3 separate regions of the Homo sapiens genome follow, and regions 2 and 3 are each linked to region 1. A link is a contact called in ENCODE Hi-C or POLR2A ChIA-PET data. All regions are on one chromosome and are shown on one strand. Each heading gives the region's core, a stretch centred on a gene start or an enhancer-like site at or near the end of the contact. The rest is flanking DNA. Distances are from core to core; before and after follow the strand shown. Region 1 overlaps PRDM10 (PR/SET domain 10). Region 2 overlaps APLP2 (amyloid beta precursor like protein 2). Region 3 overlaps ST14 (ST14 transmembrane serine protease matriptase).

The links. Hi-C counts contacts between places; a loop is a spot of excess contacts on that map. ChIA-PET counts read pairs that join two places held with the same protein, here RNA polymerase II (POLR2A). Pooled maps may share reads with other maps.
Region 2: a map with no recorded cell type shows a loop between it and region 1 (6-fold over the local background). The contact joins two enhancer-like sites. A Hi-C loop is called at or near these places in 2 of 37 single-sample maps with no recorded cell type and 6 of 50 pooled maps. POLR2A ChIA-PET finds 5 or more read pairs at or near these places in 1 of 52 experiments (OCI-LY7).
Region 3: a loop to region 1 is called in a pooled map, with 2.3 times the contacts of the local background. The contact joins two enhancer-like sites. A Hi-C loop is called at or near these places in 2 of 50 pooled maps. POLR2A ChIA-PET finds 5 or more read pairs at or near these places in 2 of 52 experiments (HepG2 and OCI-LY7).

Annotation. Positions count from the first base shown.
Region 1 is chr11:129,958,325-129,962,592 of GRCh38, reverse strand. It overlaps PRDM10 (PR/SET domain 10), which reads left to right. Exons shown (of 21, transcript NM_199437.2): 2 at 1,511-1,697. The coding sequence starts at 1,629. Among named protein-coding and RNA genes, the nearest start is that of PRDM10-DT, 42 kb to the left of the region's middle. Within about 2 kb of position 2,177, at least 3 of the 41 ENCODE cell types and tissues checked have a DNase peak (open chromatin) inside an H3K27ac peak, as active enhancers do; they include OCI-LY7, where a contact is called at or near this core.
Region 2 is chr11:130,117,804-130,121,912 of GRCh38, reverse strand. APLP2 (amyloid beta precursor like protein 2) reads right to left here. Exons shown (of 17, transcript NM_001142276.2): 4 at 1,095-1,207; 5 at 103-299. Among named protein-coding and RNA genes, the nearest start is that of ST14, 40 kb to the left of the region's middle. RefSeq lists an enhancer at 2,944-3,023. Within about 2 kb of position 2,777, at least 3 of the 41 ENCODE cell types and tissues checked have a DNase peak (open chromatin) inside an H3K27ac peak, as active enhancers do; they include OCI-LY7, where a contact is called at or near this core.
Region 3 is chr11:130,179,686-130,184,072 of GRCh38, reverse strand. All of the region lies in intron 1 of ST14 (ST14 transmembrane serine protease matriptase), which reads right to left. Among named protein-coding and RNA genes, the nearest start is that of ST14, 22 kb to the right of the region's middle. RefSeq lists an enhancer at 3,236-3,295. Within about 2 kb of position 2,577, at least 18 of the 41 ENCODE cell types and tissues checked have a DNase peak (open chromatin) inside an H3K27ac peak, as active enhancers do; they include OCI-LY7, where a contact is called at or near this core.

The DNA.
Region 1 (4,268 bases), core at 928-3,427:
TCTCCATGAAGTTCCCTTGTGTTCCTTTCTTCTTACATTCACCTGTTGGTGGACGTGGCATTCTTTCAAGTCCCCCCCAAATGGGGATTGGAAGAGTAGGGCGCATGCAGGGTGAATAAGTGTGGTGGGGGGTGCTGCAGCTTGGGGATGAGAATGATAATGTTGAGGCAAAGCAGGAACAGGCACCTGGATGGCTCAGAAGATGGACATGGCATCCTCTCTTTTCCAGAGTTGGGCACAGACTTTCGAAGTTCACGTACCTTCTCTTTCTTTCTTCTTTGGTCTTTATTCTGGCATTGTGGCTGCTGCCCTGTTCACACAGCAAATGTCAAGTGGACTTTTAAAATACCAACATTTTATCATCATCAAAAGGGAAGACTGACTACCTTAAAAAGCCTGTTTTGGGAAGGAATAAGATTTTGAGATGCAGGTATTGTGCATGTTAAAGTTTAGTAAGGCTTTTTATTTGGCCGCTAATCACTCCAACACTGACCATGTGAGAAAAAAAGTTTGTATTTGCATTCACCAAATTTTTTACGCAGAAAATGTAGCTCCCTCCACTTGCCGCCTTCCTCTCATCTTGAGACTTATTATTCTGCTGTTCATTTTGAGTAAAGGTGGTATGGGAAGTTAGTGTCTACAAGGAAAGAGCCTGCATTTGGCATCTGAGAAACTCATTCTCCTCACGACAACTAATTTTAATTAGAACTAATATTTTTAATGAGGATTGCATTAGACAAACATGCACACATTTATGTATACACAAATATATATGCAAAATATATAATTTTATAAGATATTATATATACACACACCCACCCCCAGTGAGTGTTTAGAACATAGCAAGCATGCAATACATTATATTATTATTTTTTTAAAATTTCTTTTTCTTAAATAGAGATGGGGTCTCACCGTGTTAACCAGGCTGGTCTCAAACTCCTGGCCTCAGGTGATCCTTCCATCTTGGCCTCCCAAAGAGCTGGGATTGGCCGGGTGTGGTGGCTCATGCCTGTAATCCCAGCGCTTTGGGAGACCAAGGCAGGTGGATCACTTGAGCTCAGGAGTTTGAGACCAGCCTGGCCAACATGGTGAAAACACATCTCTACTAAAAATATAAAAAATTAGCTGGGCATGGTTGCTCGTGCCCGTAGTCCCAGCTACTCAGGAGGCTGAGGCAGGAGAATCGCTTAAACCTAGGAGGCGGAGGTTGCAGTGAGCCTAGATTGTGCCACTGCACTCCAGCCTGGGCAACAGAGCGAGACTCCATCTCAAAAACAAAAACAACTCCCCTCACCCCCCCAAAAAAACCCCAAAGAGCTGCGATTACAGGTGTGAGTCACTGTACCTGGCCTATACTATTATTACAAATAATGTCTTCATTTTTACATTTTTTTGCCCAGGCGTGTTGCTTTTTGACAAAGCTTTCTTTTATTATTTGTGGTTGAAATTATAATATATTAAAATGTATTTATCTACTGAAAGTCTTGGTTCCTTTTCTGTGTTTTCTCAGGCATGCTGCAGACAGACCTTTCCGTCCTTCATGAACACACGTGTGGTAGACAGATGACTGTCCTGTACCCTGTGCTGCTCTAGGTGTGCCAGACGTGGAGCTGTCCAGTTGGGAGAAGATGGATTCCAAAGATGAAAGCTCGCATGTGTGGCCGACATCTGCAGAGCATGAACAGAATGCCGCACAGGTGAAGACTGGTCTTTTCCAGCTTGGTATTGAGAGGTTTTCAGCTGGACTCAGTTTGCTGACAGCAAAGAAATACAGCTGCTATCTAGTAGTGACTAGTCGTTAGGAGCCGACATGAAGAACTCGTACACAAGGAATAGGGACTGTTTTGGCCCCTTGAATGCTCCATCGATGTGGCTCACCGTGAGTTAGGAGAGCTAGACCACCAGCTATAGGCTTCTCCGCCTTGTCTGCAATTTACTGTCATAATCTGTTTTACTACCCCGCTTTATTTATGTTATTGCTGCTGAAAACCTCAAACTATAGTTTGTTTCTTTTACGTTATCCATAGTAGTTTGGTCCTTTGTGTGTAATGAGTACAGGTATGTCTATAAAGTGAGTGGCCTTTTCTTTTCTTTTTAAATTCAGAATGTAAACCTCTAAGTCAAAGTTGTTCCATTATGAGTCAGCCACTTTAGAGGTTAGTCACTTGACCAAATGCTGCTGTCATCGATGACCTTTGCCTTTCAGATTGCTGCTAGAACCAACCACATGTTATTTTGGCTGTTCTTAGCGAAGGCAAATCTCTGCATTTTTGGTATGGAATTGAATTTGGGATGATTAGCAGTCATATGGAGCCATGTTTTATGTGTGACCAAAGTATAAAACTTAATTTTTAAACATTGTAGTAAACATACACGTGTAATGTTTCATTAAATTACATAACCATAGTACCAGTATCAAAATCAAGAAGTTACATTGAAACATTTAAGTATGCAGATTCTATTTAATTTAAGCAATATAATAAATATACAATAAATAAAATTGGTTATCTGGTATGATTAAAAAGTCTCAGTATGGACCAAATATGGTGGTTCATGCCATTCCCAGCAGTTTGGGAGGGCAAGGCAGGAGGCTCGATTCAGTCCAGGAGTTTAGGACCAGCCTGGGCAACAAAGTGAGGCCCTGACTCTACCAAAAAAAAAAAAAAAGAAAAATTAGCCGGACATGGTGGTGCATGCCTATAGTGGTGCGGTCATGTCTCTAGGAGGTGGAGGCTGCAGTGAACCATGACTGCACCACTACACTCTAGCCTGGGTGACAGAATGAGACCCTGTCACTAAAAATAAAAATAAATAAAGTCTTAGTCTGATTACTTAAAAAAGTTCCACTGATGTTTCAGCAGAGTATATGAGAATTCTGTTTTGTTTCTCCTGGAAATCATTTTGAGGTCATTTCCATGCAGCTATGTATTTTGGTATATCTTATTTATAAATAAAATTGTAGTTCATTAAAAAGCAAAACAAAAGAAAATCTGGTTGTGACACTGCATGACCAGGGCCCTGTCTGTGGGTAACCAGATAGTAGATAGCCAAGGTCAGGGTCCCTGTGGCACTCCTTCCTCCCAACTGGTTCTTCCGCCAGCTGGGAATTCTGATTTAATGAATGATGAAGACCAAGCAGAAAAGCTTGGATAGCTTGTCTGGAGGAAACATGTTTTCCCTTCTTAAGCACTGAAACTAGTTCAAGGCTTTGATGTTAATGAACAAATCGAAAGTCACAAAATTGTCTTATAGCAATTAAGCCTGCTTAAATATGAGCCTAATTTTTCCAATAGACAAACTTTATCTTCCAGACAAATCAAATTTATGTAGAAGCCAGACTAATCATTTCGTGTAGAGGTGGAAGTTTGTTGTATTTCTGTGGTGTTTGATTACATTTTGTCTCTTAGGTTTCCTTCTGGGGATTAAATTAGTTTATATTATCTTGGGGATCTACTATCCTTCACTAGAGAAAACTGACATTAAAAAGTTAGGTCCAAAGCCAAGGCAGTATAAGAGCAAGGATTCCACCCTAAGAGTGCGTGACTTCGATAGCAACACATACATTATTTCTCTCCCAAATGTGTTCTTGGGCCATCTGCTTCCAGACCTTCAATATCAGGCATCAGGCCATGTGCCAAGCTCAGGCCTTCAAGAATTCAATCCTCCAAAGCTGACCACTCAGAAAGTGTTTTACAAAACTTCATTTCTGCTTTAGTTCTTTAGGTCTTGGGAGAAAATTATTTACCCTGGTGACAGCTGAAATAGTTGTCCAGAACCCCCTAAAAGTACTTTATTAGAATTTTCTGTGTCTTCACCTACCCGGCAAGGAAGAGTTCTATTCCATTCATTGATTCAGCAAGCATTTACTGATATGCCTCCAGTATGTCCTTTGTGTATGAAACAACTTGCAGGAAAGAAAGTGACCTGATTTTATTTTATTTTATTTTTGAGATGGAGTTTCACTCTTCTCACCCAGGCTGGAGTGCAACGGTGCGATCTCGGCTCACTGCAACCTCTGCCTCCCAGGTTCAAGCAATTCTCCTGTCTCAGCCTCCTGAGTAGCTGGGATTACAGGCGCCCCCCACCATGCCCAGCTAATTTTTGTATTTTTTTAGTAGAGACAGGGTTTCACCATGTTGGCCAGGCTGGTCCTGAACTCCTGACCTCAGGTAATCCACCTGCCTCGGCCTCCCAAAGTGCTGGGATTACAGGTGTGAACCACCACGCCTAGCCAAAAGTGACCTTATTTTAATGTGTCTGCTGAAAGA
Region 2 (4,109 bases), core at 1,528-4,027, 160 kb before region 1:
CCCAGTTTATCCAGAAGTGAGGGACTAGCAGCCAACAGCCGTCTTTACAGAAGGGCTAACAAAAAGGCAAAACGACTTCACAGTTCAAAGTAGAAGAGTTACCTTTTATAAACATCATAGTCTTCCTCTTCATCTTCCTCTTCCTCTTCCTCTTCATCTTCCTCTTCCTCTTCTTTTGACACAGATCCAATAATCTTTGTCTGAGGGCAGCACACATATTCAGTGCCATGGAACTGGTCTACCCCACATGGGAGCAGCATGCCGTAGCTATATAAGGTCATTCCCTGAGTCAGACATGCCTAAAAGAAACCCACAGGCCACATCAGAACATACTCCAGAGTAAACGTGGTCAAATACACTCCGATCTCTACCCTCCAAAATAAACCCTTATCAAATCACTTAGCAATGCTTTCTCTTATGAACACATACATTTTCTGTCAAAAAAAAATTGTAATAATATTATTGTAAGATTTATAAATTTTAATTTACAATGGGGAAACATGATCTGGTCCAAAAATACTGAAATCCCAAATGTGGAAAAAAGTCAGGAAGAGAGCATTTTTTTCTAATAATGACTAAAGCCAGATAAGGTGGTCAATGTTAATAGATACTCACCACTGGTGCAAGCACTACTTCAGTATTTGACCAAAGGAAGATTACTGACCAAAGAGCAGAGCCAGCCTAATTACAGAAGACAAGAAAGGGTACTTCTTGCCACCAGAAAAGTGAGATGGCATGCAGTCCTGCCTGTGCATATGTCCAGACCTATATTTTCTATCACTGGCGATTTCCATGCCGGCCTTAGGGTTAGGATGGTTTCCTGGGAGCCTCACCAGCAGCATACAGTATTCTCGCTCAGCCACCTCCTTAACATCCTCAACTTCAGGAGCTGACTGTCAACACTGAGCTCTCCTACACAAATACCTACTTCTCTCCCAAATATTTCTAACTTATAAGACAGAAGTAATTGTAAACCTTAAGGAGATAATGGGGGAAACATAACTAACTTAAAAGCATGGTGAGATTTGGAGAAAAGTGCTACTTCCCTCCTAACAGATACAACAGCAGCTGACTTTCCCCCCGAGTTCTCTTACCTCTTTGACTACCGTGTGCCAGTGCTGGTGATTCTCACACACCTCCATCCGCTCTTTGTGGAAAAACTGGCACTTTTCTGGAACTAGCAGGACATCACTTACAAATTCACCCACTGGAAAAGAGAATCTTTGTCAGAGCGGATCTGACCATGATTTCAAGGTGAAAATGCCCCTCACTGAAGTTTATGATGATAGTCTACACAGCCAGGAGCAGTCTCATGTATACGAGCAGATGCACATCTCGTACCTTCAAAGGCTGACTGGATGGTACAGTTCTAGCCAAGCAGCCACAAGAACTCACCAATCTGTCAGAGCCATGATGCCAGGGACCTTTTAAAAGCCCCCTGACTGCAGTCCCACTGCAGGGCTACAGCAACACGTGACGGGGAATATAATAGGATCACCTCCATGCCCGCCTCAGACACACACAGCTACTCTCCCCACATGGCTCTGCCTTCCTTATTCCTGCCCACACCTCTGTAATCAAATGCCCAAGAAACTAAAACCAGGTGTTCTACTCAAGTACAGATGAATCTTTAGACAAAACATGATGTAATAATTGAATCCAGTAAGAATAATCAATGATTAATTACAAAGGGGCAAAGGTGTCTTTACGGTGGGAAGCCTTGGCAAACTACCTCAGCCAGATAACCAATTTAACACCACTGATAACGAGCAAACTGGTGTGTGTGATGTCCTAAAAATAATATATCACCTACACAGTATTTCTGCCAAAATATATTATCATTTGAATCTAATCATGCTAAAACACTAAGACAAATCCAAACTCAGGGACATTACATTAAACAAATGGCATGGACTCTTAAAAAATATCATTGTCATGAAAGTTTTTGTTTCTAAAGAAAGACTAGGGAACTATCCTAGATGAAATGTAGTATGTGATCCTTTTAAAAAGGAAGCTATAAAAAACACTAGTTGGACACTTAGGAAAATTTCCAAACATGACAACTGTATTGTCATTATATATAGAAGAATGTCCCTGGCTCTTAGGAGAAACCAGCTGAAATACTTAGAAATGAACTGTCGTGATATCCCAACTTACTTTCAAATGGTTTAGCAACACAAAAATATACATATAAGATGCAGAGAGAGAAAAACATCAGGTAAAACTGGAGAATCTAGGTAAAGGGTACAGAGATATTCACTATTACATTTTCTAAAACTTGTCCCAAAAAGTCGGGAGAAAGATACACATAGCTGTTTATTTACAGGGAAAAGATGGTATGTGATTTGTTTCCAAATAATCAGGGTTGTGAGGGAGTGGGCCTATAGAAGGTGGAAGAGTGGCTCATGAACTGATGGTGGTTACAAAGCTGGGCAACCAGTACGTGAGGGTGAACGGTATCATCGTCTCTTGTTTGGCCATGTTTGTAATTTGCCACAATAAAAAGTTAGAAATATACAACACATCACTGGATGATCACCCCAAGACTCTGATCAGTAGTGTAAGGTAAGGCTCAGTAATCTACACTGGGCATACGTCTGCCATGTGCTCCACACAGTGTAGAGGGAGAGGAAGAGAGGGCGAGAAGGGTGCTTAGCCCAGGAAGAGATGCAGGAAGCAGTGGCAGGAAGATGCAGCTGGCAGACTAACCTCTGAGGTTAAGGGGGGAAAACCCTGAAAATATCATGAGAAAGTAATGTGGTCTAAGAAAGGGCTTAGGGCCCAGCTAGTGGGAAGTCTACACAGACCCACCCAGCCTCGCCATCATGGATGAGTCTCTCAGGATCCTCTGCCTTGGGCCTCGGGCGCAAGCACTGAAGTCAGTCTTTCTACCGCCCCAGTGGTAAGAGAAAGGGAGTTGCTGATGTGTAAGTAGGGGAAGATGGGCTCCTGACATGACAAGCTGTAGCAGTGTAACAGTCCCCCCACATGAAAACTGCATTACAAATGGCAGTCAGGTTTCTCAGCACTGCTAGCACAGGGACTTTGGGATCACACAGCTCAATGTGACACTGAAGCAGGATTGCGAAAGTGAGCCTGACATGCTGCTTACCCTTGAGGACCCCAAAGGCTCTAGGGGAGGCAGTACCTGCAAACAGGCTTTAGCAATCAACGAGACTTAAAAGCATTGCTTAAAAATAGCAAAAATACCAACAGTAAGCTAGAATCTGCCTCTACGAGAATGAACAACCCTGATACTCAATCTAAGTAGAAATTACTTCAATTCTGACATCCAACCACCAACTCACATGGTTTAATGTGATTATTCTGAATTAACTAGGCTGTTTTTGTTCATTTATGACAAAAAGCAACAAAAGTGGATGCTAAAGGAAAAGTATATGCAGGGTTGAATGCTAGGGTTCAATCTCAGCACTGTCATTTACTAGCAGAGTAACCTTAGCCAAGTTACTTAACCTTTCTGTCCCTCGGTTTCTTTATCTTGTGGGGACTAAATGACATAATCTATACAACAAGAAAAGCTTAGAACAGAAACTATTGTTCCACATGTGGGTTTGTTGTTTAAAATAAAAACAGAAACTGACACCTGGTAGGCACTATTGATGTTAATGTTAGTGAAGTCTTGAGGAACTAGTTTTATACGAACTATTCAACCATACTCATAAAGCAATGTATATTTAAGCAACAGTTAATGCACTTTAATTTGTAAAACCTCACTTTTAAATGTGCAACTGCAACATCAAAAAAATTTAAAGCAGCAATTTCACTACTAATCTATATTCTATAGAAACACAACAACTATTTTTTTTTTTTTTTTTGAGATGGAGTCTCGCTCTGCTGCCCAGGCTGGAGTGCAGTGGCGCAATCTCAGCTCACTACAAACTCTGCCTCCCGGGTTCAAGTGATTCTCCTGCCTCAGCCTCCCAAGTAGCTGGGACTACAGGCACGTGCCACCACGCCCGTCTAATTTTTTTGTATTTTTAGTAGAGAGACGGGTTTTCACCATGTTAGCCAGGATGGTCTCGATCTACTGACCTTGTGATCCACCCCGGCCTCGGCCTCCCCAAGTGTTGGGATTACAGGCGTGAGCC
Region 3 (4,387 bases), core at 1,328-3,827, 220 kb before region 1:
CCCAGAGCTTTATGTAAATGGAATTCTGCAGTATGCACTCTTCCATCTGGCTTCTTTCACTCCGCACGATTCCTCTGAGACTCACGCAGGTTCCTGTGTGCCCAGCAGTGCATACCTTTTGGTTGTTGCTGCATTTATCCCATCGTTTGGACACACAACATGTGTTTACCTGTTCACCTATTGATGGACATTTGGGGTGTCTCCAATTTCAGGCCATTACAAACAGAGCTGCTAGAAACACTCCCGTAGCTGTCTTTGTACTGGCATATCAGCAATGAAAAACTGGAAACTAAAACTAAAAGACACCATTTACAATAGCTTCAAAAATATGAAATACTTAGAGGTAAATCTGACAAAAAATGCACAAAACCTGTACACTGAAAGATGTAAAATACTGCTGGGAGAAATTCTAAAAGACCTAAATTAGTTGAGCAATATACGCTGTTCATGGATTAGATGATTCAATATTAAGGTGTCTATTCTCAAAATTAGCTATAGATGCAATGCAATCTTTTTTTTTTTTTTTTTTTAAGATACAGGGTCTTGCTATGTTGCCCAGGCTGGTCTTGAATTCTTGGCTCAAGCAATCCTCCTGCATCAGCCTCCTGAGTAGCTGGGACTACAGGGTGCACCACTGCACCCAGCTGCAACTAGACATTTTTATGTTATCTTTGGAACTTCGCCTTTCAGGCTGGGTTTTCTTTAGACATCTGGTGGCCTCTGGTAGTCTAATCATATTTAAGAATGAGAAAACACAGATTTCGGCTACACTCTGAACAGACCATGTATGTGTATATATGTATAAGAAATGTAGGCCGGGTGTGGTGGCTCACGCCTGTAATCCCAGCACTTTGGGAGGCCGAGGCAGGCAGATCACCTGAGGTCAGGAGGTCAAGACCAGCCTGGCCAATGTGGTGAAACCCCATCTCTACTAAAAATACAAAAAAAATTAGCCAGGCGTGGTCGTGGACGCCTGTAATCCCAGCTACTCGGGGGGCTGAGGCAGGAGAGTCGCTTGAACCCAGGAGGCAGAGGTTGCGGTGAGCCAAAATCGTGCCATTACACTCCAGCCTGGGCAACAAGAGCGAAACTCCATTTCAAAAAAAAAAAAAGTAACAAAAGTGGCTGGGCGCGGTGGCTCATGCCTGTAATCCCAGCATTTTTGGAGGCCAAGGTGGGTGGATCACCTAGGTCAGGAGTTCGAGACCAGCCTGGCCAACATGGGGAAACTCCATCTCTACAAAAAACATAAAAAATTAGCCAGGTGTGGTGGCGGACACCTGTTATCCCAGCTATTCGGGAGGCTGAAGTACAAGAGTTGCTTGAACCTGGGAGGCGGAGATTGCAGTGAGCCGAGATCACACCACTGCACTCCAGCCTGGGCAACAGAGTGAGACTCGGTCTCAAAAAAAAAAAAAAAGATATTTAACAAAAGGGCCAGGCATGGTGGCTCACACTTGCACTGTGAAAGGCCAAGGTGGACAGATCACTTGAGCCCAGGAGTTCGAGACCAGCATGGCCAACACGGCTAAACCCAATTCAAAGGGCTCAGTGAATGATAAGAAAGACAGAAATACAAAAAACTAGCCAGACATGGCAGCATGCACCTGTAGTCCTGGCTACTCGGGAGGTTGAGGCAGGAGGATGATCTGAACCCAGGGAGGCTGAGGCTGCAGTGAGCCATAGTCATGCCACTGCCCTCCTGCCTGGGCGAGACAGAGACAGCAAAACCTCATCTCAAAAAAAAAAAGGAAAGAAAGAAACAAAGAAAAAAAGAAATGTAATGAAATAATAATTTATCATGTTTAGATGTATATCCAATTCACAGGGTAATTTCACAACCATTTTCTTACTGGATCTTCATGACAGTCCTGTGACTCATTCAAGACTGGCTGGTGCTATCACCCGTGTTATATAAAGAAGGCAGGGAAGAATGCTGATTTTGCAAGGTCACCCAGTACTTGGTGGCAGATCCAGAATCTGGTCCTGGTTTACTGCCTCCCAGTGTGGTTAGGTTCCAGAATTCTGGGAGCAAGGATTCAGGGAAACAGAAGACAGAGACTCCCATGAGAAGGGGTAAGGTGGCTGAGGGCATTGACTCAGGGGTCACCCCAGACTCTGCCACGGAGCGAGGCTGTCAGCAGTGGCGCTAGCTCAATGGTGGGTCCTCTGTCCTCCCTGCAGTGTGAGTTCTGTGGCTCCACCCAGCCTAAAAGTGCTGTCTAATCAGTAACTGGGCTGCTTCCTTTTATAACCTTAGCTCTTGGCTCCATTTTCAGGTGTAACAGAGATACTGTTGCATAATCCCATCGTTTTATTGATAAGAACACTGAGGATGAAAGAGAGGGAGTGGCCTGTCCAAGGTCACAAAGTTAATAAAGTCAGTGAAGCAGCAAAGCTCTTTTAACTCCTGGGTGGGGGAGGTGGGAGGGGGAGGTCTCAGGGAACTCCCATCCACTTAGACACTTAGACAACTGTAGGCATAACACCTCTCTACTGGGCCACAGCCGACAGGAGAGATCCTATGCCTGCGCCTGCTTTCACTTCTCCTGTCTCTCTTTCTTAAAAGTAAACATCTTTGCAGGTGCACACATAAAACGGTGCTATGAAGCCAGGTGTGTCTGCTTACCATAAACACAGATAGAGGCCATGTAAATATCACAGCCTCTTCCTGCTGGCCCACTGTAGTTAGATCCTGGCCAAAGGACCCAGAAACACAGCTCGGCTCCAGGCCACTCAGACAAGGGAACGAGGAATGACTTCCAGGCGGGAGGTTGGGGATAAAGGGCTCAGGACAAGCAGGGTACAGACCCTAAAGGGCCAGGATCTAACAGGGACCACCACTATCTCACCCAGCAGGGGCGAGATCAGACCACCATCCCACCCAGCAGGGACGAGATCAGATCACCACCATCCCACCCAGCAGGGACCACCGCCATCCCACCCAGCAGGGACAAAATCAGACCACCGCCATCCCATCCAGCAGGGACAAGATCAGACCACCACCATCTCACCCAAGAGGGACCACTGCCATCCCACCCAGCAGGGATGAGATCGGACCATTGCCATCTCACCCAACTTTCTGCAGGGAGCGAAGGGTCAGATCCAGAAACCCGGGAAGGGGAAGTGGAGAGGTCCTAGAGCACGCCCTATTTCATCTTATCTCATTGTCTGAGGCACACTAGAGCAACTGATGCATATCCTCCCCAAGGCCGGGCTCTCCAAAACGAAAAGAAAAAAAACACTGATTTCTAGAGGGCCAAAAAAGAGACCTATTTTATTTGATAATATAGGAAAGATTCTTGCAGCCAGCCTACTCCCATTAAGTCAGAGAAACTCACCAGGGCTGAAAGCTAAATGCTGAGCCAACAAAACTCTGTGTGAGTCAACCAGAGAATCCTCCCTCTGAGAGGAACGCTCTCCTGGTTCCTCAAACACACACTAAGACCTGCCACTGAGTGCAAACTCTCCAGGGCCCACGACCCCACTGGCTCTGGGGACCAACAAGTCCAAAGCCAGAATTTGCCATGGGCTGCTCAGAGCATGGTTATCCTTAGAGAAAAGCAATGGGGAAGGGCCCCTACACTTACCAACAACAAAAATACTACCAACTGCACACAAAGCCACACAAGATTCCAACCAAAGCAGACAGGGAAAAATGAAGCTTCGGGCCAGACCCTTTCTAAAGATCGTTCCTCATGTGGCTAAGGTTGGGTGTGATCTGCTGGGAAGGAAGCGGCTGAACCTGGAAACCTCAAGAGGCCCCTTGGAATCCTGGGGAGGGACCGTGAAGGGCAGTCACATGACAATGGGTAGCCTGCTTCTGAGGCTGAAGATCAAGGTCAAGGGGCAGGGGCGATGCCACCAGCTAGGGACACAGCTGTGCTGCCCAGACCTGAGACAAGGACAGGGTGGCTGGATTTGTGTGCTGCTGCCAAGTGCCACTGATTTGTGGCCAAGGCTCTTGACTGACACGCTCGGTGACTCCAAGGTGGGACGGATTTCAATCCCATGATGTCATCACCCCCACCAGGGTCATGAGAACCATAAACTATCCCTGTAATTGTTCAAGCGAGAAAGGAAAGTAGAGCCCGAGCACCTGCAAGGGTTTCCCCGGGGAAGAAAGCATTCTGTGGCAGGTCGAAGATGCCTTCCTTTGCAAGGGAAAGACCGAGCCAGCACAACCTCGTGGCCGCTCCCTGCCGGACTGGCTAAAGGTTGTGCTGGATCCTGGCCAGATTTCCCGGAAACCCAGCACGGCTCAAGCCCACCTGAGATGACAGCAGGGAATGACTGCCAAGAACAAACTCTGTGTTTGTCCCCTGGGCAATGCTGAGCTGAGAATGATACCAGAGGCATGTTGCAGGAAGGCCTCTTCATCAGGCTG